Regions from separate parts of the Homo sapiens genome. Here region 2 is linked to region 1. The links are chromatin loops, found by intact Hi-C in ENCODE. Cell type or tissue: A673. All regions are shown on one strand. Each heading gives the region's core, and the rest is flanking DNA. Links, peaks and the distances in the headings are about the cores only. Region 1 overlaps IQSEC2 (IQ motif and Sec7 domain ArfGEF 2). Region 2 has its middle 16 kb from the start of PAGE2B.

Region 1 (12,100 bases), core at 7,067-12,066:
TCTACTAAAAATACAAATTAGCCAGGCGTGGCAGTGCACACCTGTAATCCCAGCTATTCGGGAGGCTGAGGCAGGAGAATCACTTGAATCCAGCAGGTGGAGGTTGAGCCACTGCACTCCACCCTATGCAACAGAGTGAGGCCCTGTCTAAAAAAAAAAAAAAAAAAAGGCCGGGCACGGCGGCTCATGCCTATAATCCCAGCACTTTGGGAGGCTGAGGTGAGTGGATCACCTGAGGTCAGGAGTTCAAAACTCCATCTCTACTGAAAATACAAACATTAGCCGGGCATAGTGGTGGGCACCTGTAGTCCCAGCTACTAGAGAGGCTGAGATGGGAGAATCGCTTGAACCCGGGAGGCAGAGGTTGCAGTGAGCCAAGATCACGCCACCGCACTCCAGCCTAGGCGACAGAGCGAGACTCCATCTCAAAAAAAAAAAAAAAAAAAAAAAAGAAGAGACTTAGTCCTTCAAACTGAAAGGGCTGCTTGAGTACTATTCAGGGTGAATAAAAAACAGACCTTGTTCTGAATGCTGGTTACCTAGGTGTTTGGTTTGTAAAAAGTGACTATATCACTTGTGATATGGTCATATCACTTCTGATATGAGCACTTTTCTGTATTCATATTATATTTCGGTATGAAGTTTTAAAACAATCCTGGGAGTACAAAGGTTGTGTAACTGTGAGTAATGAGGTATAATTACAGTACACTATTTGGCCCTGCGATGACTAATAGTGACATAGTCATAATCACATAAACAGTGTACTGCCAGGTAATTTTTATAATCAATCTCTCTAGATAAAGCATTGAAAACATAATTATTTTTACAGAATAGAATGCAAATGTAATCTACATTGCTAGATACACAAGTACAGAACATAGAGACTGGGAGGTGGAAGAGGGGAAGGAGAGATGGAGGGAAGGATGGCACTAATAACTATGTCTTACAAAGTACGTGGTCAAGAGATGCTGTGGAAAACTGATGAAATAAGAAGTCAGTTTAAAATAGTACTTAATAAAGTTACAAAGGTAACTAATAGAGGAGCCCACACAATAATAAAACTCTCAAAATCTGGGAGGGGCCGGGCGCAGTGGCTCACCCCTGCAATCCCAGCACTCTGGAAGACCGAAGGATGAGGATCACTTGAGCCTAGGAGCTCGAGACCTAACTGGGCAACATAGCGAGACCCCGTCTCTAAAAAAAAAAAATAAATAAAACTTTGCCAGGTGTAGTGGCATGCACCTGTGGTCCTAACTACTCAGGAGACTGAGGCAGGAAGATTGCCTGAGTTCAGGAGTTTGAGGTCATAGTGAGCTGTGATCACACCATTGTACTCCAGCCTGGACCACTGAGCAAGACCCTGTCTCAAAAAAAAAAAAAAAAAAAAGTGGGAAGGAGTGTTGAGAAAGAGTCAGCTGTTGTAAATAAGCTAAATTATTTTGTCATGGTAGGAAAAAGTCAAGATAATGTTTAAAGTTGATAAATAGGAAATACCCATTCAAGCACGTTATTTAGAGATATGAAGTTACCGCCAGAAGAACTAAATGGGAAAAGTGGTTGCATCTGGGGCTGAGAAGCAGGGGATAGGAAGACGTCAGTTTTTTACTACATGAGTCCTTATGTACTACTTTGCCTTTTGAAAATTGTGCATGTGCATTGCTTTGATTTAGTTTGTCAAAACAAGCCCTTCTCTTTCTTTAGAACTCTGGCTTCCACACTGTAAATATGAAATGGGCAGGCTGATGATTCTGGGTGACATGAGGTCCTGTTCTCCAATATCTATGCTTCTTTTGAGAACAGGAGGTAAGAGAGGCGGGTGACGGGTTGGCCCCTCCTAACTAACCCCTTGGTTCCTCACAGCCATCCACACAGATACTGTCTTGGCTGCCCCAGCCTGCTCCACCTCTGGTCCTCTTCAAATCCCACCATCGCCAGTCCAGCCTCTTCAGCCTTACTTTCATTCAACTATTTACACCCATTAGTTATTTATACCTGCTTGAGTCACAAAGGATTTGAGGGTGCTTACTCCAAGAACACAGAATAGAAATTGAACTCGAAAATAAGTCCAAAAAAGAAATCAACAAAGATGCTAGAGCTATGCTTCAAATTAACTGGTGGCTGAGGCAAAAAGGAAGATACAATGAGCTATGACAGCCTCACATTAGGAAGGAAGAAATATACCAGTTTTCAGGGGAAGCAAAGCTTTGATTCGTTAAGTCATTGTCCATGGGAGATTTCATGAAAGAGAAGAAAAATGACTATTTACGGAGCACCTACAGTATCAGGGAATGCCATCGAAATTATCTATTTACGGAGCACCTACAGTATCAGGGAATGCCATCGAAATTACCTTGGCTAACCTTGAGAAATATGCCAGGCATGGTGGCTCACGCTTATAATCCCTGCACTTTAGGGGGCCGAAGTGGGAGGATTGCTTGAGCCTAAGAGTTCAAGACCAGCCCAGGCAACAGAGGGAGACTCTGTCTCTACAAAAAAAATTAGCCGGTCATGGTAGTGCATGTCTGTGGTCCAAGCAACTTGGGAGGCTGAGGTAGGAGGATCACTTGAACCCAGGATGTCGAGGCTGCAGTGAGCTGTGATCGCACCACTGTTCTCCAGCCTGGCTGATAGAAAGAGACCCTGTCTCAAAACAAGCAAGCAAGCAAACAAACAAACAAAAAACTTGAGAAATAGGCATAATAGGCATTGTTATCCCATTTTACAGAAAAACTAAAATTCAGAAAAGGTAAAATGACCTAGCTGAGGCCATCCTGCGGGTTGGGGTGGAACATAGATTCAAATCCAGGTCTGTCTGTCTCCAAAGCTCGTTCTTTATGTATCATATCATCGAGCCTCAAAACAAAGACACCCGGGGTAGAGCTGCCCAGCCCAAGGTAATGGGGATATACTAAAGACAGACACAGGTCCACCCTCTTCCATGAAAACAGAAAAACAGGGATGAGAGACCTGGCTGTCAGGCCAGAAACTGCCTCTGAGCTGCCTCAGTTACAGTAAATGAAGCCACGTAAGACAAAAAACAGCAGAAAGAAGGCTGGGCCTGAGCTAGGGGGAGAAAGAGAACAGCACATTTAAGAAAAGATGCACTGGGCGCAGTGGCTCACACCTGTAATCCCAACATTTTGGGAGGCCGAGGTGGGCGGATCACCTGAGGTCGGGAGTTCGAGACTAGCCTGACCAACATGGAGAAACCCTGTCTCTACTAAAAATACAAAATTAGCTGGGTGTGGTGGTGCATGCCTGTAATCCCAGCTACTCGGGAGGCTGAGGCAGGAGAATCCCTTGAACCCAGGAGGCGGAGGTTGCAGTGAGCCGAGATCGCGCCATTGCACTCCAGCCTGGGTGACAGAACGAGAGACTCCATCTCAAAAAAAAAAAAAAGAAAAGAAAAGAAAAGATGCTCTGAATGCTGGCATTCATACTAGGGTGACTCTTCTAATCAGCGTTCTCTTTTCTGCTCACACCCTGACTGGCCTTATACAAGTCCTTTCTCTCTCTGGGCCTCAGTCTTTTCATCTGTAAAATGAATAGCTTCAGTTGGATGATTTGTCAGAGTCCTTCCAACTTGTGATTTCTTGATTTCTATGCTGGTATTATTAAAACCCTACTGGTCATGAACGCTGCCACTCCTCTGAGCTTCCAGAGCAGGCTGCGCTCCCCTCCATCATCATCTTTCTCCCCACATAGGTTATCTCTACTCCCACTGCCCAAGCACAGGCCTGATCATCTCTCATCTAGACTGCTGTACCAGCCTCCTCCCTGGATACCCTCCAATCTATCTTCCAAACTGCCCTCTAGGGGGATCTCTCCAAAACGTGGCTCTTGACATGTTCTCCCACACCACAATAAGCACCTCTCCCCCAGTTTAAAATGCTACTTGGCCAGGCATGGTGGCTCATGCCTGTAATCCTAGTACTTTGGGAGGCCAGGGCAGGTGGCTCACCTGAGGTCAGGAGTTTGAGACCAGCCTGGCCAATATGGCAAAACCCTGTCTCTACTAAAAATACAAAAATTAGCCAGGCATAGTGGCACACGCCTGTAATCCCAGCTACTCGGGAGGCTGAGGCAGGAGAATTGCTTGAACCTGGGGCGGGGAAGAGGCTGCAGTGAGCTGAGATCACGCCACTTCACTCCAGCCTGGGCGAAAGAGCAAAACTCCGTCTCAAAAAAATAAAAACAAAAACAACACAAAAACAAAACAGCAGAAAGCTCCTGACGCTGCTAGTGAAGTGTCCTCAAGATGTGAGCCGGCCAACCCTCCAGACTCCCCTGCGAGTCTCTCTGTTTGTGCTCTAGTTTGTACTGAACTCATAAAAAAACAAAACAAACAAACAAAAAACCTCCCCATACACATATCCTGCTGGGCCCATACCTCTGTGTGTTTGCTCATGCTGGCCCCTCTGCCTTAACCTCCCTTTTGCCCCCAATTCCCACCAACCCACATGCTGTCCTTCTTCACCTAGCTAACTCAAACTCATCCTCCAAGCCTCAGCTCAGGTATCACCTCCTCCAGTAAGCCTTCCCTGACAGTCCAGGGTGATGTCTCTCCTTTGAGCACCTGTGGCCCCCTGTGCTCCCCTCTGGCATGACACACTGGATAGCACACTGCAATCGTCTATTTCCACCACCACCTTCTCCACCCAATTATGAGCACCTTGAAGCCAGGAACTATATACTAATCATAGAATTCTCTGCCTGTGATGGCACAAGGCATGGCACATCCTGGCATGCAATGTTCACTGGACTGACCTCTCTCTCTGAAATGTGGTGAGCTGCCACATGGTTTCTCCTCCTGTCCTCCCACAGCACAGAGCTTTACAGAGTTATTATTAATAATAATGGCTATCGCTGAGTAAACACATACTGTGTGCTCAGCGCTTCACCTACGTCATCTTATTTAATTTTCACAACCATCACAATGAGATGGGTTGTTTATGAATTGGCTGGCATATCAGATATACAGTTGTGAGAGATGCCTCTCAGATTTATAAGAAAATGTGGGGGAAGAGCCAAGTTAGGTACTTTTCATCACAGATATAATGACAATAATTCTAAAGTGGTTATATGAAGGAAAATATTGGTTTTATTCAGGTGAATGCAGTATGCTGTATCCTGGAATCCAGCAGGAAATCACAGGGCCTGGATATGCAGTCCTATCACTCCTTTAAAAAGGTATAAAAATCACATCGCTCCAACGAAATGCACTAGTGAAACATTAGTGAAATGGTACCTATTAGGTGATGATAGTGATACATTTACATCTAAAATGTTGGAGGAATAATCCTGATCAGCCGTGTAGCTCTGGCTTGTCATCTTTGTTTTGAAAGGGATGCGATGCATCGGTCTTTGCATTGTTGTGTGTTTGCCACATTCCGCCTCTAGGGGGCAGGGCAGTCTCATGTATTATTTTCCATTCTCAGCTTTCCAGCCTGATCAGGACCTTGATGTACGGTATGCCAGGCAGCCAGGAAATTTTCTGATACAATTTTTTTGAGGGAGGTAGGGGGCTGGCAACATGAATCTCATGCATCAGAAAATACAGTTTTATTCCTATTTACTACTTGAGAAAACTGAGGCTCTGAAAGTGAAGTGATTTGCCTAGAGTTACACAAAGTCCTTCCATGGCACCACACTTTCTCTGAATGCTAAGGTCCCAGAGAGCTTCAGCTACTAAGCACTGGGGAATGGGCTTCCCCGTGTAAATGCTTCCAACAGGCAGGCTTGGAGAGAAACCAAATACCATGAGGAAGTTATAGTAACTGGCAAATTATGTTGCCCTAAACGAGCTTCCCCAAAAGAGGAAGTAAGTCACTTACTAAGCATTCTTCCCCATGACCAATGTTTATGATCCTGCCAGGGAACACTGCAGTGAGTGAGGCAGAGGGGCCAAGTCTTATGTCAACCCTGAGATACCATGTCCAGCTCAGGGTCTGAGCTCAAGAAAGGTTTGATGGATAAATAAGCAACTTCCCACTGGGCTGAGTGAACTGCACACAGGTCCTGTGCAGGCCTCTTTGCTCCTTTCAGAACAGAAGACTTGGCATCGAGGGTCAGGACCACAGCCTGACATGGCAGGGAGAGATAATGATCAGCAGATTGGTCTAAATGTCTCCAAAGTCTCGTCCAAGTCTGCTACCTTGACATTCTATGAATCGGAAGGCTGGTGAGCGTGAGAAGAGACAGCAAAGGCCAAAATGGCTCCAGGGAGCATGAGAAAAAAGCCACAGAAAAGCCAAAAGAATTTATTTTTCCTTAGGGATGGGATCTCAATTTGTTGCCCAGGCTGGAGTGCAGTGGCACAATCATAGTTCACTGTAACCTCAACCTCCCTGGCACAAGTGATCCTCCCGCCTTGACCTCCCAAAGTGCTGGGAGCTACTGTGCCTACCCCAAGAGAATTCTGAAGTTGTCATTTCTTACTACAGGAGTCCTGGAAGGAAGAAAAAATTAGGTACCTTTGGCTATTAGTTCAGCAGGACTCAATCAGACATTCATTTATCTACTCAGTATTTATTAAGCAGCTACTATGTGCTGTGCTATGTGTTTCCAAGCTTTTAGCTCCTTCACTCATGCCCACAGCACCTAACACAGAACCTGACACACAAAATGCACTCAGTATATGTCAGTTAAATGTAAATCTGAAGGGGGTCTCAGTCTAACAGAGGGGACATGAGATGTAAACAACCATGAAGGAATAAAAAGGGGCAATGTGCTCATTGAGAGGGTCAAGGATAGACCAAACATCAGAGACACCAGCAAACAGACATAGGAGAGGTAACAGCTGAGTCCAGCCTGGGAACTGGGTACAGCAGCCCAAGAGAAGGGAACAACATGAGCAAAGACCTAGAGGCTAGCAGAAGGCCTGAGTGGGCTAACCAGGGGGGCACACGGGTCAGCCTGGCTGGAGCATAGTCTGTACAAAGACGAGAGGAAAAAGGCAAACTGGGGACAGATCCTAAGAAGACCATGCAGGGCAGGCGGAGGAGTTCTCAGGCCAAAGAGAGAGTGAAACTACTGGAGCTGGACTGCAGAACATGGTCTGGCTGCACCTCATCAGAGGCTTGATGGAGAGAGAGCAGGAGGGGCAATCTACTAGGAGACCATGGCCAAAATTCAGGGGGTGATGGTGAGAGGGAGCCTGCCTAGAGCAGGGGTCCTGGGAGCTCTGTTGGAGGAAGCTAGAGCCACATACCTGGAGTAGCTCTGATGTCTTTAAAGCCCACCTGCGGGAGGCAGCGGTGTACCATAGGTTTGGAAGCCAGACAGTTCTGGGCTCCATCTGCCTGAATAACCTCGGGCAGGTCACTGTACCTCTCTGATCCTTGTTTCCTTGTCTGAAAAAATGAAGATAATAGGCTGGGCGCAGTGGCTCATGCCTGTAATCCCAGCACTTTGGGAGGCAGAGGTGGGCGGATCACCTGAGGTCAGGAGTTCGAGACCAGCCTGACCAACATGGTGAAACCCCGTCTCTACTAAAAATACAAAAATTAGTCGGGGGTGGTGGCACGTGTTTGTAATCCCAGCTACTCGGGAAGCTGAGGCATGAGAATTGCTTGAGCCCAGGAGGTGGAGGTTGCAGTGAGTCAAGAGTGTGCCATTGCACTTCAGTCTGGGCAACAAGAGTGAAACTCATAAAACAAACAAACAAACGAACACACCCATCTGACAGGGGCTCTGTGCAAATGAGGTAAGAAGTAGTGCTCCAGGGTGGGTTAGAACACTGCGGACCCTGAAGCCCAACTCCCTGGGCTCCTCCAGCTCCTTCACAGTTCTGCCACTTATTCATTGAGTGATCCTGGGTATGCTATCCAACCTTTCTGGGCCTCAGTTTCCTCATCTGTAAAATGGAGTTAATAACAATATCTACACGAGAGGATTCATGTGGAGATTGAATGAATTAATACATGGAAAGCGCTTAGAACAAATAGTGCTTAGCACACAGTAAGAGCAGTGAAAAAATGTTAGCTATTATTACATAAAGTCACATAGCGTGGGGCCTGGCAGAAGGCTGAGACTCACTCGGTACACGTGTGGCCTCTTCCCCATGCTCCAGGCCTTTACTCTGCGCCCAGCAAATTCAGAGACCTTGGTAGGCAGGGGTGGGACAGATGAGGAAAGGGCAGGCAGCAAGTCTGGTCTGACGTCTTCCTCCCAGCTGCCACCTCCATGAAGGGACCACTCACATTCCTTCCATACCCCTCATCCCTCACCCACCGCCCAGGTACTCAAACAGCAGCCTGGCCTGGCCTGATCCCTCCTTCCTCTGAGAACTTCCACTCCTCACCATTCTTGCCACTCATTTTGTCCTGAGTGTTGCCTCTATGGCATGGCTAGGCCTGCAACCCTGTCTCCCTGGATGGAGGGGAGCAGGGGTTCTGCAAGCGCTAAGAGTGCAGTGTTTGCTCAGCCTCGTGGCCCCTCCTGCGCTGTGCACACAGCCAAGAAATGTTTGTAGATGATAACAACCCCATTCTTGCCCCAGATCTAGATAGAGAAGCAAGACTCTCATTCTCATTAAATTCAACATTACCATTTCCTCCCACACGAAGATAATGCTCACAACACAGTGGGAGGGAAGATAAATGGTTTTCCCTCCTGGGAAGGAGAGACACCCCCTGGGAAAAGTACCCAAGACCCCAAAGGAGAGACTTCCCTGAGCCTCTCCCTGGGCTCACTGTCTCACGTGCTGTCTCTCAGTGGCCTTAGCCCCTGCGGGGAGCATGCTGACATCCCACTGCAAGCAGACGACAGCATGTGGTAGACCATACACTGCCCTAGCTGTCAAGAATACCACGTTGGGCCGGGCGTGGTGGCTCAGCACTTTGGGACGCCAAGGAGGGAGGACCGCTTGAGCCCAGGAGTTTGAGACCAGTCTGGGCAACACAGAGAGACCCCGTCTCTGCTTAAAAGAATTGGGCGGATAGCAACTAGAAGGGCCAGCCTGGTGTTCCTTTTTTGCAATTATTGCTCACTGCAGCCTCAAACTCCTGAACTCACTTGAGTAAGCTATGTTCGCAACACTGCACTCCAGCCTGAGCAGCAGAGCAAGACCCCTGTCCCAAAAACAAACCAAAACCAAAAAAAAAAAAAAAAGAAAAAGAAAAAAAACACCACCAGGCCAGCCCCTCTAGTTGCTATCTCCAAGTGTAAGCCAGCTTGCAGGGTGGATGGGGGTGGGGGTAAAGGAAGGAGAGTTGCCACCATACCAGCTTCAGCCCACCACCGCCTACAGCAGAGCCGGAGCTGGGCCCATGCAAAGAGCGTGGGAAACGCAGCTCTTCAGCGTGGAGCAACTCAGCAGGGGCCCCTAGCACTCCTATATATCACTCTAGGTGGCAGGACTGCAAGGGGGCCAAGCCAAGATCAACAACAAAAGCAGAGCTATTCTCTAATCAACCAGGCTTGGGGGGGTATGTGGACAATTCCAGGTAAAAAGACCTGAGCATTAGTCAGGACCAACGACTAAAAAGCAAGCAAACAAAACCTTCGCGTACAGAGGACCCAGGACCAAAAGGAGACAGGGACGCATCTCACTCTATCTGCACTAGAAAGGCCACACCCTGAGCACAGCAGAAGGGATACTGGCATCCTGGAACCTGTCCAGAGGGGACGGTGCAGGAGGATATGGGAATCCTGGGTGGATGACATGGATGGGGGTGGACATGACAGCTGATGTCCAATGCAGTAGAGGGAAAGTTCACAGGATTGGGAGTCTGTCTTATGAGTAATGTAAGCTCTGGTGGGCTTCACTTCTCTGATCCCCCAGTTTCTTCTGCTGTAAAATGTGGATCGTGGTGACAGAAGCACGGGATCATTGGGAGGACTAAAGAAAGTCCCTAGGCACAGCGGGGCCCCCCCAACAAGCTGCAGCTCGGCCCAGGCACCACTCTCCCCTCTTCCTCCACCAGGGGGAGCCTGGGGACCAAGAGAGCCCAGCCTGTACCCGCTCTACCTAGCCTCCCCCAATGCTGCAGCCTCTGCTGCTAAACTCCCACCCTGCCTGCCCTCGCTTCCAGCGGCTTCTCACCCACTCCTTACAAACCCAGAACAGACCTAGCAGGGGAGTCGCTTGCAGCAGCAGCAGTGACAGCAATGGCTACTGCATCAACAGGCCCTCCTGATGCCAGGCCAGGAGGGAGAGTGGAAAGGAGGGAGACAGAGCCTTCTTCCCTGCCGCTGTCAACTCCCCACTCATCCCAGACTCATCTCCTCCTGCTCAAATCCTCTAGAGACCTAAGGCTCTCCTGGCCTCTCCTAGCTCAGTGCCAGGCCAGGTCCTGAGGCTAAGAGACTCCTGTGGGTTGGAGAGCTCTAGAGAAAAAAATACCAGGCCTTGGAGACAGGAAGACTTGGGTTCTAGTCCCAGCTCCATTAGCAACTAGTAGGGTAACCTTGAGTGAGGTCCCTTCATCTTGGAGCCTCAGTTTCCCCATCTCTAAAATGCAGTTGCCAACACTCACTGCAGAAGGCTTGTTGTGAAGTCAAAAAGAGGTAATAATGGGTGTGCAAATAGTTAATATATGGTCAGGAGAGAAACTTAAAGTACTACCTAAACCCCTTTATTAATCCAGTAGGAAATGCAAAGCAAGGAAACGCAACAAGCAACCTGGGGGGGTTCACAAAAAGAGGGAAGGACCAAGAGGTAGGCCTGCACGGATAGCAGAAACATGGAGCTCAGGAGCAAACAGGCAACCAGTCAGCCAAGAGATTCAGACCAATGTCTGCAGGGTGGAGAGCCAGAGTCATGGAATCCCATAACTGGGGACGACCCAGGTCATTTCACTGGGCTTTCTACCTGATTCAGGAATCATGCTTCCTCCAGTTCTCCCAGACTCCCACCCGAGCTCCGCTGAGAGCTCCAGGTCCATCCAGCTCCCACCTCCACCTCTCGAGGCAGTCCACTGCACCACCAGAATGCCAGGTTGGAAAGTTCTTCCTAATCTATCTCAAATGTTCCCACTGTTTCGGGTTCTGCTCACTGAAGCCACACATAATGAGTCCGCTCCCTCTGTCACAGGCCTGACCCCTCTAGAAAAGTCTTCTGCAGCCAGGCTCGACCATACCCCATGCAGTCTTCCTCTGCCCCCGGCCCACCATGACCCTCCCTGAATGGACCTTGGTCTACCTCTGTCCCTCTTCCAGTGTGGCGCCCCAAGGCACACAGTCGGTCCTCCCGGACTGAGCTCGCAGCAGCCCTGCCTGGGCAGGAAAGCCCATTTCCTTTGCCCCCAGACTCCTCAGGGGCAGTCCACACTAAAATTCAGCTTAGGGTGTGCTGCAGTGGAGCCCAGCCGAGCCCTCAAGCTACAGCTGCTGCTCCTGGGGCCCAGCCATCTCAACCCAGCACCCCAGCCTGCTGCCTCACCACGGGGGAGTTGCAGAGAGCTGTCTCCCGGCAGATTTCCTGAGGCAGAAGGTTTCCCCACCCCCAGCCCAGCCTCCAAGAGACACTCCACTGGTTGTGGCACATGGTAGGACCAGCTGAGCAGTGAGAGGAGGGGGAAGCCTGTCCATTCGCTACAGGACTTCAGACTTGCTCTGTAGTGTGGCTGGATTAAACATAGAACCATCAAATCTGAGCTGGAGGGGTACTTCAAGATCATCCAAGGCAGACCTTGCCATTTAAAAAGATACGGGGGAACTGATGGCCTAAGAGAGAAAGAGACTCAGTCAAGGTCACAAAGCCAATCTGCAGCAGAGCTGGAAGGGGAACTCAGGTCTCCCAACTCCCAGCTCAGTGTTCCTTCGAATACGGCAGAAAAGAAATAAGGGAGCCTTTAGGGCAGCCTTGGGAGTCTGCACGCCCTTGACTCTCTCAGCCTGATACATGTAACCCAATCAGCTCACCATGGTATCTACACAGAAAAAGTGGACCCAGCCCATGTCCCACCAACCCAAGAGATAGTGCCAAGGTGTCCCAAATAGACACACAGACCCCAGTGCAGGAACTGGAACCGATCCAGCAGAGGGGCAATCTAGACTTCCCTTCCCGGTAGGGCTCTTTAAATGGGTGTTGTTTTTCTTGAAGGGTGGAGAGGGGGTGGACTTTGAGGAACTAGCCAAGGGCTTGGCCTCCATCTTT
Region 2 (12,695 bases), core at 2,507-7,506, 1.7 Mb after region 1:
GCTCCACCACAGTTTTCTTCTGAGATGTTTTTTGCTTATTGATTATTAGTAGTTATTTTAAAACTTCCTAATTTTTATCTTTTGTACTTCTACAATGTGGCAAATATTTTTGAGGTTGTTGTTTGCATTTTACATATGTTTATGTTCTTTAAAATCTCTGTTAAATAGCAAAGACATGGAATCAACCCAAATGCCCATCAGTGATAGACTGGATAAAGAAAATATCATACATATACACCATGGAATTCTATGCAGCCATAAAAAGGAATGAGATCATGTCCTTTGCAGGAACACAAGTGAAGCTGGAAGCCATCATCCTCAGCAAACTAACACAGGAACAAAAAACCAAGCACCGCATGTTCTCACTCATAAGTGGGCACTGAACAATGAGAACACATGGACACAGGGAGGGGAACAACACACACTGGGGCCTGTCAAGGGGGCGAGGGGAGGGAGAGCATCAGAATAAATAGCTAATGCATGCAGGGCTTAATACCCAGGTGATGGGTTAATAGGTGCAGCAAACCACCATGGCACCCATTTACCTATGTGACAAACTTGCACATCCTGCACATGTATCCTGGAACTTAAAATAAAATTTTAAAAAACTCTATTGAAATGTAGCACATATACAGAGAGGTGCATAAGTCATACATGTACAGTTCAATATATATTTTCACAATTTCAGTATACTTGTATAATCAGCATACAGAGGAAATAACAACATGGTCACCATCCCAGGAATTCTTCCCATGTCCATTTTAAATTATTACCCTGTCCCCTATCCTGACATATTTTTTCTACATTCCAATGCATTGATTCTGCAAAAACAATACATCTATTTCTTATTTTTTCACAGTAAAATTTTATACTACAAACCTCATATACTTACTTGAAAGATGTTCCAAGAATAAGCAGAATGAGATTAATAAAACCCAAATTGACTAAATGGGTTCTCACAATATAAGCTGGCATAAAAATAAATAAATTTATCTATTTTCAGCCAGGTGCGGTGGCTCATGCCTGTAATCCCAGCACTTTGGGAGGCCAAGGCAGGTGGATCACAAGGTCAAGAGATCAATACCATCCTGGCTAACACAGTGAAACCCTGTCTCTACTAAAAATACAAAAATTAGCTGGGTGTGGTGGCACGCACCCGTAGTCCCAGCTACTTGGGAGGCTGAGGCAGTTGCTTGAACCTGGGAGGCGGAGGTTGCAGTGAGCCGAAATCATGCCACTGCACTCCAGCCTGGGCGACAGAGTGAGACTCCATCTTAAAAAAAACAAAAAAAAACAAGACAAACCAACAACAACAACAAAAATTATCTATTATCACAGTAGCGACAATAATGCATACATAATAGTGACTTATGGATCAATGTTAACTATTCTAATTCTACTTTCCAAAGAAAACAGCAGTTCATTTTAAAAGTCTATTTACATGTCAGTGTTTTGTCTGGTTTTCCAGAGGACTGCTGCTAATTCCAGCATTAAAATGTAAAGTATCCACTTTGAGTGATTAGCTCAAATTGTGTTGGCATTGGGAAAAAATAAATCATTGCTTTTATTTTGGAATAACACAGAAAGACTCACTTCACATATAGAAACTGAGTCTGTGTTGTACATAACAACATGAGTTTGGGAAGTAAAGCTTTCAGCTAACTATTTCTAATACTGAATAGATATTTTACAACATAAACTTTACACATGGCCTCAAAACTGAAATCGAATTATAATTTCATCTTCAGTATGCCGCATTATATATTTAAGAATTACTTCCTAAGTTCTGTCATAGACAGAAAACCCCATTCTTAAGCATTGTGTTGAGTGGTCATTTAAAAGAAAAACTTATTTTTAACTAAGTATTTGGTGATGGTGGGGGCCAGAGAATGGTAGATATAACTGCCTTGATAAAAGGATCTTCGATATGCACAAATCTGTGCAAAAATCTTGATAATCCTTTATGGTTAAGGGCAACTTCATGCAACCAAATGACATGAAATTAAATCAATAACCTTTAAAAAGGATAACGTATTTTTTTCAACCACAACAGAGAGGAATATGAATAATGTACATAAAAACTGGGGTTCTGTCGATAATAGCAAGGACTATGTGTTGGTTCATATAAAATCTAAGAACATCGGCCAGGCGCGGTGGCTCACGCCTGTAATCCCAGCACTTTGAGAGGCCAAGGTGGGTGGATTGCCTGAGGTCAGGAGTTCGAGACCAGCCTGGTCAACATGACAAAACCTCATACCTACTAAAAATACAAAAATTAGCCAGGCATGGTGCTGCATACCTGTAGTCCCAGCTACTCGGAGGCTGAGGCAGGAGAATCTTTTGAACAGGGGAGGTGAAGGTTGCAGTGAGCCGAGATCATGCCACTACACTCCAGCCTGGGCGACAGAGTAAGACTCCGTCTCAGAAAAAAAAAAAAAAAGTATATATATATAAACATAAGACAACCAAACATTTAATTTTCTTATGATTTCTTTTAATATGCAGCATTGATTATGGTAGGTAGGTCCCTTCACTGGTTTTCTGCAAGTTTGAAGCTGTGTTTCTTGTGTCATTGCAGGCATTTCCATCTTCAGATCTGCTTTTATCTCTTCTTTGCATTCTTTGTCATCTTCATCTCCAGGAGATTTCTGGAAATGTTTAGAGGGCTTCTTTGAAGTGTATGACTTTATTTTTTCTTTTAGACTGCTTTTTCATTCTTTCTTTTGCTTTTTCCGTCTTCTTCTACTCTATCACCTTCTTCCTCATTGCTTGCCCTGGCAGTGTCTTCTACCTCAGTTTCTGAAGACTATTGTTGCTGAATTGCCTGGCATCCAGTAAACTTTATTCCTGGGTTGTTTTCTATTTCCCACAATCCTTCATTAAATCCTTTCTATTTGTTTGACTTTCTAACTGTCTTTGTATTTCTTATATGGGAAAAGGTCTTTGGAAACTAGAAATGCAGTCATGGAAGCCAAAAAAAAAAAAAAACTTCAGCTTTACCTCAAGATAATTTAGGAGAAGTTCGTTGTTTTTAATCTGTGGATATGAGTGATGTTAGCTGATGTGGAGTGCACTGCAGGGTTTCAGTACCAGTGTAGTAATATGGACAGCTGGGCCTCTGAAAGAGAGAGCAGGTGTGGATGAGTATGAGTAGAGACACCTCGATCATTTGGGAGTGGAGAAGAAGTTGGGGGGCATATCCTTAGCTCTTCAAGCTCTTTCCTCAAAATTTACCCACGAGTCCCCTCCTTTCAATTACTCTGTTTCCCACAGAGAAGATAATAGTAGCAATATCCTTCTTCTACATTTCCCCCAAGGCCCTGTGGTCCTGAGGTTGGGAGAGTGGTGGGAGAGAAAGGATAAGAGAGGAATGGGAGAGAACATGGAAACCCTGAAGTCCAGGTCAGTAGAAGAGGTAGGAGTCTTTTAGGCCAAAGAAAAGAGGACCCAAGTATTTCCTTGAACTTCGTAGCAACCAAGGATTAGACTACAGCAATGGAGAATCTTGAGGCAAGCCAGATAGTTGCAGAGAGCCCATCTGAGGGACAAATATAGGGCTTATCTTAGAGTTAGATTTCTAGAAAGCCCCTTAAGATGGGATAAGGGTCACAGAGTGGGCAATTGTGGGAGGGTTCCTGGTGGAGGTTGGGGATTGGAGTGATGGCCTGGGGGTGATTTAAAGTAAGAACACAATACTGGACTGAAGAAGATGGGGAAGGGTTCCAGCAAGAAAGCCTCCCTTCAGAGTGCAATGTGGAGGCAGCAGCTGCAGTGCCCGAGAGCCTGAGTTTTGGAATACCTGCCACTATGGATTCTAGAAGTAGTGCCAGATTTCTTCCTTGTAGTAGTGAATTTCTTCCCTGTCCTCATTTATTTCAATAGGGTAGAGGCAGGAGAGGAAGAAAAGATGGAGCCTTTTGCCTATGATTAATAATAAAACCACTGTATTCTAGAAACAGAGAGAGGCAGGATGAGGTACAAAGAAAGATACCTGTTCTGCCGAAGATTCTCAGTCTCTGGATCTCTTGTCAAGATAACCTTATATTTACTCGCATATGGCTGAATTGACTAGTTAGTACCAAATTGATGCAGAGAGGAAGGAAGACAAGGGGGTAGGAGCATACACAGGTGGGATTAATTTTACTCAACTTCACCAACAGACTTTGTTCATTTCTGGTGGGGGATGGCTGTAGTGGTAGAGAAATAGACTGTGGTGGGAAAGGGGAGAGGGGATAAGGTATAACATTTTCTGGCCCTTCCTCCCCCGTTTTGTGTTTTTCCTTTTCTCTCCTCTCATGACCAGAAGTCTAGACAGGAAGCAGAGGTCGGTTACCAGGGAAACTGAAGCTGAGTATGCTTGATTCACGAGCTTGTGAGATAAAAGCAAAATTGCTACTCAAAATGCAAGACTGTATGGAGGATGGGTATTAACCAAATAAGCAAAGATTTATTCATCCTTATAATTATTGTACATAGATATATAAATCCACAAAGATGAATAGCTTTTCCTAAATGTTTAGTTGAGAATCAGTCTATGGAATGGCCTTGAATCCTGCCCCTGCCGCCTTCCATTCTCACTGCTGGCCCCATGCTGTCAGTCTCCCAACATGCCTTATGTCTGAGTATGATGGAGTCCTAATGATATTGCCTCTGTACGTGGCTCTGTCAGTTACAGGGAAAGAAACTAAGGGAAAAAGGAAGCATCAATTCACCTAGCTTTAAAAGCAACAGAGAGATAAACCTCAACCATCAAAATCTTTCCCTAGAATTCCACCTAAAAATCCCAGCAAATCTAACCAAAGTACTGGTCTTTCAATGTCTAATTAATATGTATTTGTTTTGGGTCCAGTATCAAAGAGTTCTACGAAAATGCAATTAGAATACATCACCATTCCTTATACGCTGCTGCCCCTAGTGTAACACATGTGGATTGCACTCTCTTGACAGTTGTAGCCAGTTATTCCATTTCACTGCTGTATGACGGGTTTTAGACTTGTATCTGTATTTTTTAAGATATGCAGTTGAATATTTCTGTTAATCTTTTTGATTATAGAGAAATGAAGCAGATAGCCTACCACTGGCCATAATATTTTTCTGATGGGAAAATACATTCTGCTCTGTGGCAACTGCTTTCTGATGCAGTCTCTATTGTTGCATTTTAATAAAAATCATCCTCTGCTTGTATACTCCCATATGATTTCAGAATATTTATGCTGATGTCAACTCGGTTGTAATAATTGATCTCCACTGAGACCTTAGAAGTTAATGTGAACCTGCATTTAAAGTTTAATTAGGGAGTAAAAAGTGTCGGGGGGTGTTCATATCTGTCTGTACTCTCTTCTACAACTGGAAAACTTTCCCTAAAAAACAAAAAACTTGTATTTGAGTAGTGGTGTGTGTGTGTGTGTGTTTGTAGATGGGGCATAAAGGTAGAGTGATAAGAATTGACAAGCACCAATATTTATTGAGCACTACTAGGTGTGATATAATTTGCATTATTTTATCTGAGTATTACATACAAGCAATAAGTTGGGTTTTGGTGCAGTCATTGAACCTTTCACCTGCCATTTTTTAAATTGTATGAGGCTAATTCCTTGTGGATAGCAGGGTGAACAGAAATGTTATTGGTACTGAGATCTTTCTGTCACTTTTAGTTGCCATAGCCCTTTGTAGTTTAGAGAAACTTCTGATAAGGAAATTAATTCTCACAGGCTAGGCTTGCTTTCCATGCAATACTTCGTTTAACCCTTCCTACAAACACTTTGATGTAGATACTATTACTATCTTGAATTTACAGTTGAGGTACTTGGAGATGAGAAGAGCCCAAACCCAGGTCTTCCTGTTTCTGAAGACTGTGTTTTTCTGCCTCCCTTATGTAGTAAAACCGGAGAACAGTCTGGAGTGTTAGTCTTCGAAAATTTTATTGATGCTATGCACAAACATTTCCTGAAACACCAGGGAGACCCTGACATATCTCAATTCTTCCTCAAAAAGGACCATTATATATATATAAATTAACTGCCCTCCACCCACTAATTGAGCACTCATTTCTCCATTCAGTCCTCTCTTCACAAAAAAAAAGGAGAAATATTGAATGCCTTCAGGATTGAGAAGCTAAATCTGATGAAATTAGCGTGGGACATTAGCATGGTATATTAGTTTGCTAGTGCTGCAATAACAAAATACCACAGAATGGGTGACTTAAACAACAGACATTCATTTTCTCACAGTTCTGGAGGCTGGAAGTCCAAGATCGAGGTATATATAGGCTTAGTTTCTTCTGAGGTCTCTCTCTCTTTGGCTTTCAGATAGTCACCTTCTCACTGTGTCCTTACATAGTCTTTCTTCTGTACCTATGCACCCCTGCTGTTTCTCTGTGCATACAAATTTCCTCTTCTTATAAAAGCATCAGTTAGATTGGATTAGGGCCACCTAAAGGTTTCGTTTTTACTTAATCACATCTTTATAGGCTTGATATCCAATTACAGTCATATTCTGGAGTAATAGAAGTTAGAGCTTCTCAAGTAGCACTTCAATTAATTAATTAGCTAATTAATTTTTAATTGAAAAATACAAATTATATATATATGAGGTGTAACTTGATGTTTTGACATATGTGTACAATGTGGAATGATTAAATCAAGCTAACTAATGTATCCATTGCCTCATATAATATCTATTGCAGTAAGAACATTTAAAATCTACTTCTTTAGCAATTTCAAGTATATGATACATTATAATTTGCTATAATCAGTCACCATACTGTACAATAGAGCTCTATAACTTATTTCTCCTTCCTAACTGAAACTTTGAACCCTTTGACCAACATTTCCCCATTTCCTACAACCTCCTGCCAACCCCTGGTAACCACCATTCTACTCTCAGTTTCTATCAATTAGATTTTTTTAGAGTCCACATATAAATGAGATCATGCAGCATTTGCCTTTCTGTGTCTGGTTTACTTCGCTTAGCATAATGTCCTCCAGGTTTATGTGGATTGTTGCAAATGAAAGGATTTTCTTCCTTCTTAAAGCTGAATAGTATTCCATTGTGTGTGCCCGTCTCTGTGTGTGTATACTCCACATTTTCCCTATCTATTGATTCATTGATGGACACTTAGGCTGATTCCATATCTTGGCTATTGTGAATAATACTGCAATGAACATGGAAGTGCAGGTATGTCTTTGACATAGTGACTTTACTTCCTTTGGGTATATAGCTAAAAGTGAAATGGCTGAATCATACAATAACTCTATTTTTAATTTTTTGAGGAATCTCCTTACCGTTTTTCATAATAGCTGAACTGGTTTACATTCCCACTAATAGTGCTCAATATCCCCCCAACACTTGTTATCTTTTGTTTTTTAATGATGGTAGATATTCTAATGGGTGTGAGGTGATATATCATTGTGGCTTTAATTTGTGTTTCTCTGATGATTAGTGATATTGAGCACATTTTTATGTAACTGTCAGCAATTTGGATGTCTCCTTTGGAAAAATATCTATTCAGGTCCTTTGCCCATTTTTAAATCAGGTTATTTATTTTCTTGCTATTGAGTTGTCTGATTTCCTTATATATTTTGGATATTAACCCGTTATCAGATATGTAGTTTGCAAATATTTTCTCTCATTGTGCAGGTTGCATCTTCACTCGATTGTTTCTTTTTCCATGCAAAAGCTTTTTACTTTGATGCAATCCATTTGTCTATTTTTGCTTTTGTTGCCTATGCTTTTGGGGTAATATCCCAAAAATCTTTGCCAGGACAGATGCTAATAAGCTTTCCTCTATGTTTTCTTTCAGTACTTTTACAGTTTTAGGTCTTATATTTAAGTCATTAATCCATTTTGAGTTGATCTCTGGTTTTTTTTGTGTGTATTTTTTTTGTTTTAGTAAATTATATTTTCAGTAAGTTTTCAATAACCAAATTGAAAAGTGTGTCTATTTATTCCTGACTAGGCTAAGACATGTAGAAATATATCACTACTGTTCAACTGTTGGGAGTAGGGAGGCAATGAACACAAGGAAACTCAGACAGAAAAAGAAATGTAAATTAACATCTCAAAATATTATATTATTACTTTAAAATTATTTAGTAAATCACATGGTCTTCTTATTTGAAAGAGAGGAACTGTGGGATGGTAAGGGTGTACAGAGGGTAGCTGCTAGTGAAAGTCCAGTGGGCTCCAAATATTCTATAAAATCACAATATAATGTATAAGAGAAAGAAGAATAAAGGAATGAGCTACTTTATTTTCATATGATTTCTTTTAAAATAGTGATTTGTAACACCTGTTTCTCTTTTCTTATTCTTTGCAACTTCTATTTCAGGTTCAAGGGGTACATTTGTAGGTTTGTTACATGGGTAAGTTATGCGTCGTAGGGGTTGGCGTACAGATAATTTTGTCACCCAGGTAATCAGCATAGTACCTGATAGGTAGTTTTTCAATCCTCACCCTCCTCCTGCTCTCTACTCTCAAACAGACCCTAGTGTCCATTGTTCTTTTTAAATATTTTTTATTTTTAATTTTGTGAGTATATAGTAGGTATATGTATTTGTGGGTTACATGAGATATTTCGTTACAGGCATGCAAAGTGTAATAATCACATCAGGGTAAATGGGGTATCCATCACTTCAAGCATTTATCCTTTGTGTTACAAACAATCTAATTATACTCTTTTAGTTATTTTAAAATGTATGATTAAATTATTATTGACTGTAGTCACCCTGTTGTGCTAGCAAATATTAGGTCTTATTCATTCTTTCTAACTATATTTTTGCGCCCATTAACCATCCCCAGTTCCCTGCCACTTCACCACTACACTTCTTAGCCTCTGGTTACCACCCTTCTACTCTATCTCCATGAGTTCAATTATTTTAATTTTTAGCTGTCACAAATAAGTGAGACCATGTGAAGTTTGTCTTTCTGTAACTGGCTTATTTCACTTAACATAATGACCTCCAGTTCCATCCATGTTGCTGCAAATGACTGGATCTCATTCGTTTTATGGCTGAATAGTACTCCATTGTGTATAAGTACCACGTTTTCCTTATCCATTCATATGTTGATGGACACTTAGGTTGCTTCCAAATCTTGGATATTGAGAATAGTGCTGCTGTAAACATGGGAATGCACATATCTCTTCGTTATCCTGATTTTCTTTCTTTTGGGTATATACCTGGGAATAGGATTGTTGGATCGTATGGTAGCTCTATTTTTAGTTTTCTTGAGGAACCTCCAAACTGTTCTCCATAATGGTTGTACTAATTTACATAGCCACCAACAGTGCAGGGGAGTTCCCTTTTCTCCACATCCTCACTAGCATTTATCATTGCCTGACTTTCAGGTAAAAGCCATTTTAACTGGGTTGAGAAGATATCTCATTGTAGCTTTAATATGCATTTCTCTGATGATCAATTATATTGAGCATCTTTTCATATACCTGTTTGCTATTTGTATGTCTTCTTTTGAGAAATGTCCATTCAGGTCTTTTGCCCATTTTTAAATGAGACGATTAGATTTATTTCCTATAGAGTTCTTTGAGCTCCTTATGTATTCTGATTATTAATTCCTTGTCAGATGGGTAAGTTGCAAATGTTTGTCCCATTATGTGGGTTGCCGCTTCACTTTGTTGATTGTTTCCTTTGCTGTGCAGAAGCTTTTAAACTTGATGTAATTCAATTTGTCCATTTTTGCTTTGGTTGCCTGTGCTTGTGGGATATTGCTCACGAAATCTTTGTGCAGTCCAGTGTCCTAGAGAGGTTCCCCAATGTTTTCCTTTGGTGGTTTCATAGTCTGAGGTCTTATAATTTAAGTCTTTAATACATTTTGATTTGATTTTTGTATATGGTGAGAGATAGGGGTGTAGTTTCATTCTTTTGCATGTGGATATCCAGTTTTCACAGCACTATGTATTAAAGAGACTGTCCTTTCACTAGTGTATGTTCTTGAGAACTTAGTCAAAAGTGAGTTTGCTGTAGATGTGTGAATTTATCTCTGGGTTTTCTATACTGTTCCATTGGTCTGTGTGTCTGTTTTTATGCCAGTACTGTGTTGTTTTGGTTACTATAGCTCTGTAGTGTAATTTAAAGTCAGGTAATATGATTCTTCCATGTTTGTTCTTTTTGCTCAGTATAGCTTTGGCTATTCTGTGTCTTTTGTGGTTCCATATAAATTTTAGAGTTTTTTTCTATTTATATGAAGAATATCATTGGTATTTTGATAGGGATTGCATCAAATCTGTAGATTGTTTTGGGTAGTATGGACATTTAAAAATATTGATTTTCCCAATCCATTAACATTTAATTTCTTGCATCAATGTTTTATAGTTTTTATTGTAGAGATCTTTTACTTCTTTGGTTAAGCAAATTCCTAGTATTGTATTTTGTGTATATTGTAAATGGGATTACTTTTTAAAATTTCTTTTTCTGATTGTTCGCTGTTAGCATATAGAAATGCTACTGATTTTTGTATGTTGATTTTGTATCCTGAAATTTTCCTGAATTTGTTTATCAGTTTATTAGTTTTCTCGTGGAGCCTTTAGGTTTTTCCAAACATAAAATCACATCTCTGCAAACAAGGATGATTCGACTCCTTCCTTCCCCTTTTAGAGGTCCTTTATTTCTCTCTTGTCTGATTGCTCTAGGTAGGACTTCCAGTACTATGTTGAATAACAGTGGTGAAAATGAGAATCCTTGTTCCAGTTCTTAGAGGAAAGGATTTCAGTTTTTCCCCATTCAATATGATACTAGCTATGGACCTGTTGTATATAGTTTTATTATCTTGTGATATGTTCCTTCTATATCCAGTTTTTTGAGGGTTTTTATCATGAAGGGATGTTGAATTTTACCAAATGCTTTTTCAGCATCAATTGAAATGATCATATGGTTTTCGGCCTTCATTCTGTTGATATGATTTATCACATTAATTGATTTGTATATGTTGAACCATCCTTGCATCCCTGGGTTAAATCCCACTTGGTCATGATGAATGACTTTTTTTTAATGTGTTGTTGAATTTGGTTTGCTAATATTTTGTTGAGGATTTTTATATCAATATTCATCAGTGATATTGGCCTATAGTTTCCTTTTTGTGATGTGTCTTTGTCTGGTTTTGGTATCAGGGTAATATTGTCCTTGTAGAATGAGTTTAGAAGTATTCTCTCCTCCTCTATTTTTTGGAATAGTTTGAGTAGGTTTAGTGTTAGTTCTTCTTTAACAGCTTGGTAGAATTCAGCAGTGTAGCCATTGGATCCTGAGTTTCCTTTGCTGGGAGACTTTTCATTATGGATCTCCTTCCTTGTTATTGGTTTGTTCAGGTTTTGGATTTCTTCATGGTTCAATCTTGGCAGAATGAATGTGTCTAGGAATTTTTCCATTTCTTCTAGATTTTCCAAAATATTGGCATATAGTTGCTCATAGTATTCACTAATGATCCATTGAATTTCTGTAGTATCAGTTGTAATGTCTCCCTTTTCGTCTCTGATTTTACTTATTTGGGTCTTGTCTCTTTTTTTGTTAGTCTGGCTAAAGGTTTGTCCATTTTGTTTATCTCTTCAAAAACCAACTTTCTGTTTCATTGATCTTTTGTATATTTTCTTCATTTTAAATTCATTTATTTCTACTCTGATCTTTATTATTTCTTTTCTTCTAATTTTTGGTTAGGTTTACTCTTGCTTTTCTAGTACTTTTGGATGCAATGTTGGTTTTTTTTTTATTCGATGTATTTGTTGTTTTTTGATATAGGCACTTACAGTTATAAACTTCCCTCTTGGTACTTCTTTTGCTGTATGCCATAGGTTTTGGTGTGCTGTGTTTACATTATCATTTGTTTCAAGACATTTATCAATTTTCTTCTTAATTTCTTCATTGACCCACTGGTCATTCAGAAGCATATTGTTTGATTTCCATGTACTTCTATAGTTTCCAAAGTTCCTGTTGCTATTGATTTCTAGTTTTATTCCATTTTGGTCAGAGAAGATGCTTGATATTATTTCAATTTTTTGCGTGTTTGAAGACTTCTTTTGTGGCCTAACATATGGTCTATCCTTGAGAATGATCCATGCGCTAAGGAAAAAAAATGTGTATTCTGAAGCTGTTGGATAAAATGTTCTGTAAATATCTGTTAGGTCCACTTGGTCCATAGTGCAGATTAAAGCTGATGTATCTTTGCTGATTTTCTGTCCAGGAGATCTGTCCAATGCTGAAAATAGGGTGTTGAAGTTTCCAGCTATTATTGTATTGTGGTCTATCTCTTTCTTTAGCGCTAACAATATTTGCTTTATATATCTGGGTGCTCCTGTGTTGGGTGCATATATATTTATAATTGCTATATCCTATTGCTTAATTGACTCCTTTAGCATTATATAGTGACCTTCTTTGTCTCTTCTCATAGTCTTTGTCTTGAAATGTATTTTGTATGATATTAAGATAGCTACTCCTGCTCTTTTTTGGTTTCCATTGGCATAGAATATCTTTTCCCATCCCATTATTTTCACTTTACGTGTGTCTTTATAGGTAAAGTGGGCACCAGATCATTGGGTCTTGTTTTTTCATTCTTTCAACCACTCTGTGCCTTTTGATTAGAAAGTTTGGTTCATTTACATTCAATGTTATTATTGATAAGTAAGATCTTACTCCTGCCATTTTGTTTTTGGTTTTCTGGTTGTTTTGTGTGTCTTCTCTTTCTTCTTTTGT

What was found. Hi-C counts contacts between places; a loop is a spot of excess contacts. Peaks named below come from ENCODE experiments on the same cell type or tissue, not always from the same donor. Only the 100,000 strongest peaks of a DNase experiment are listed, where the experiment ranks them.
Region 2: a loop joins it to region 1, with 5 times the contacts of the local background. A loop is called at or near these places in 13 of 110 quality-filtered maps.

What each region holds. Positions count from the first base shown.
Region 1 is chrX:53,307,737-53,319,836 of GRCh38, forward strand. The region is part of intron 1 of IQSEC2 (IQ motif and Sec7 domain ArfGEF 2); the gene reads right to left. Among named protein-coding and RNA genes, the nearest start is that of IQSEC2, 7.6 kb to the right of the region's middle. RefSeq lists silencers at 9,850-9,899, 9,910-10,009. In A673, for the core only: CTCF peaks have their summits at 7,240, 9,927 (motif pointing right) and 10,131; DNase peaks (open chromatin) are centred at 8,705 and 9,935; H3K4me3 peaks cover 31 bases; H3K27me3 peaks cover 1,694 bases.
Region 2 is chrX:55,052,933-55,065,627 of GRCh38, forward strand. It overlaps a transcript of PAGE2B not described here and the pseudogene HDGFL3P1. Among named protein-coding and RNA genes, the nearest start is that of PAGE2B, 16 kb to the right of the region's middle. In A673, for the core only: CTCF peaks have their summits at 4,893 and 5,099; no DNase peak of the experiment used is centred there.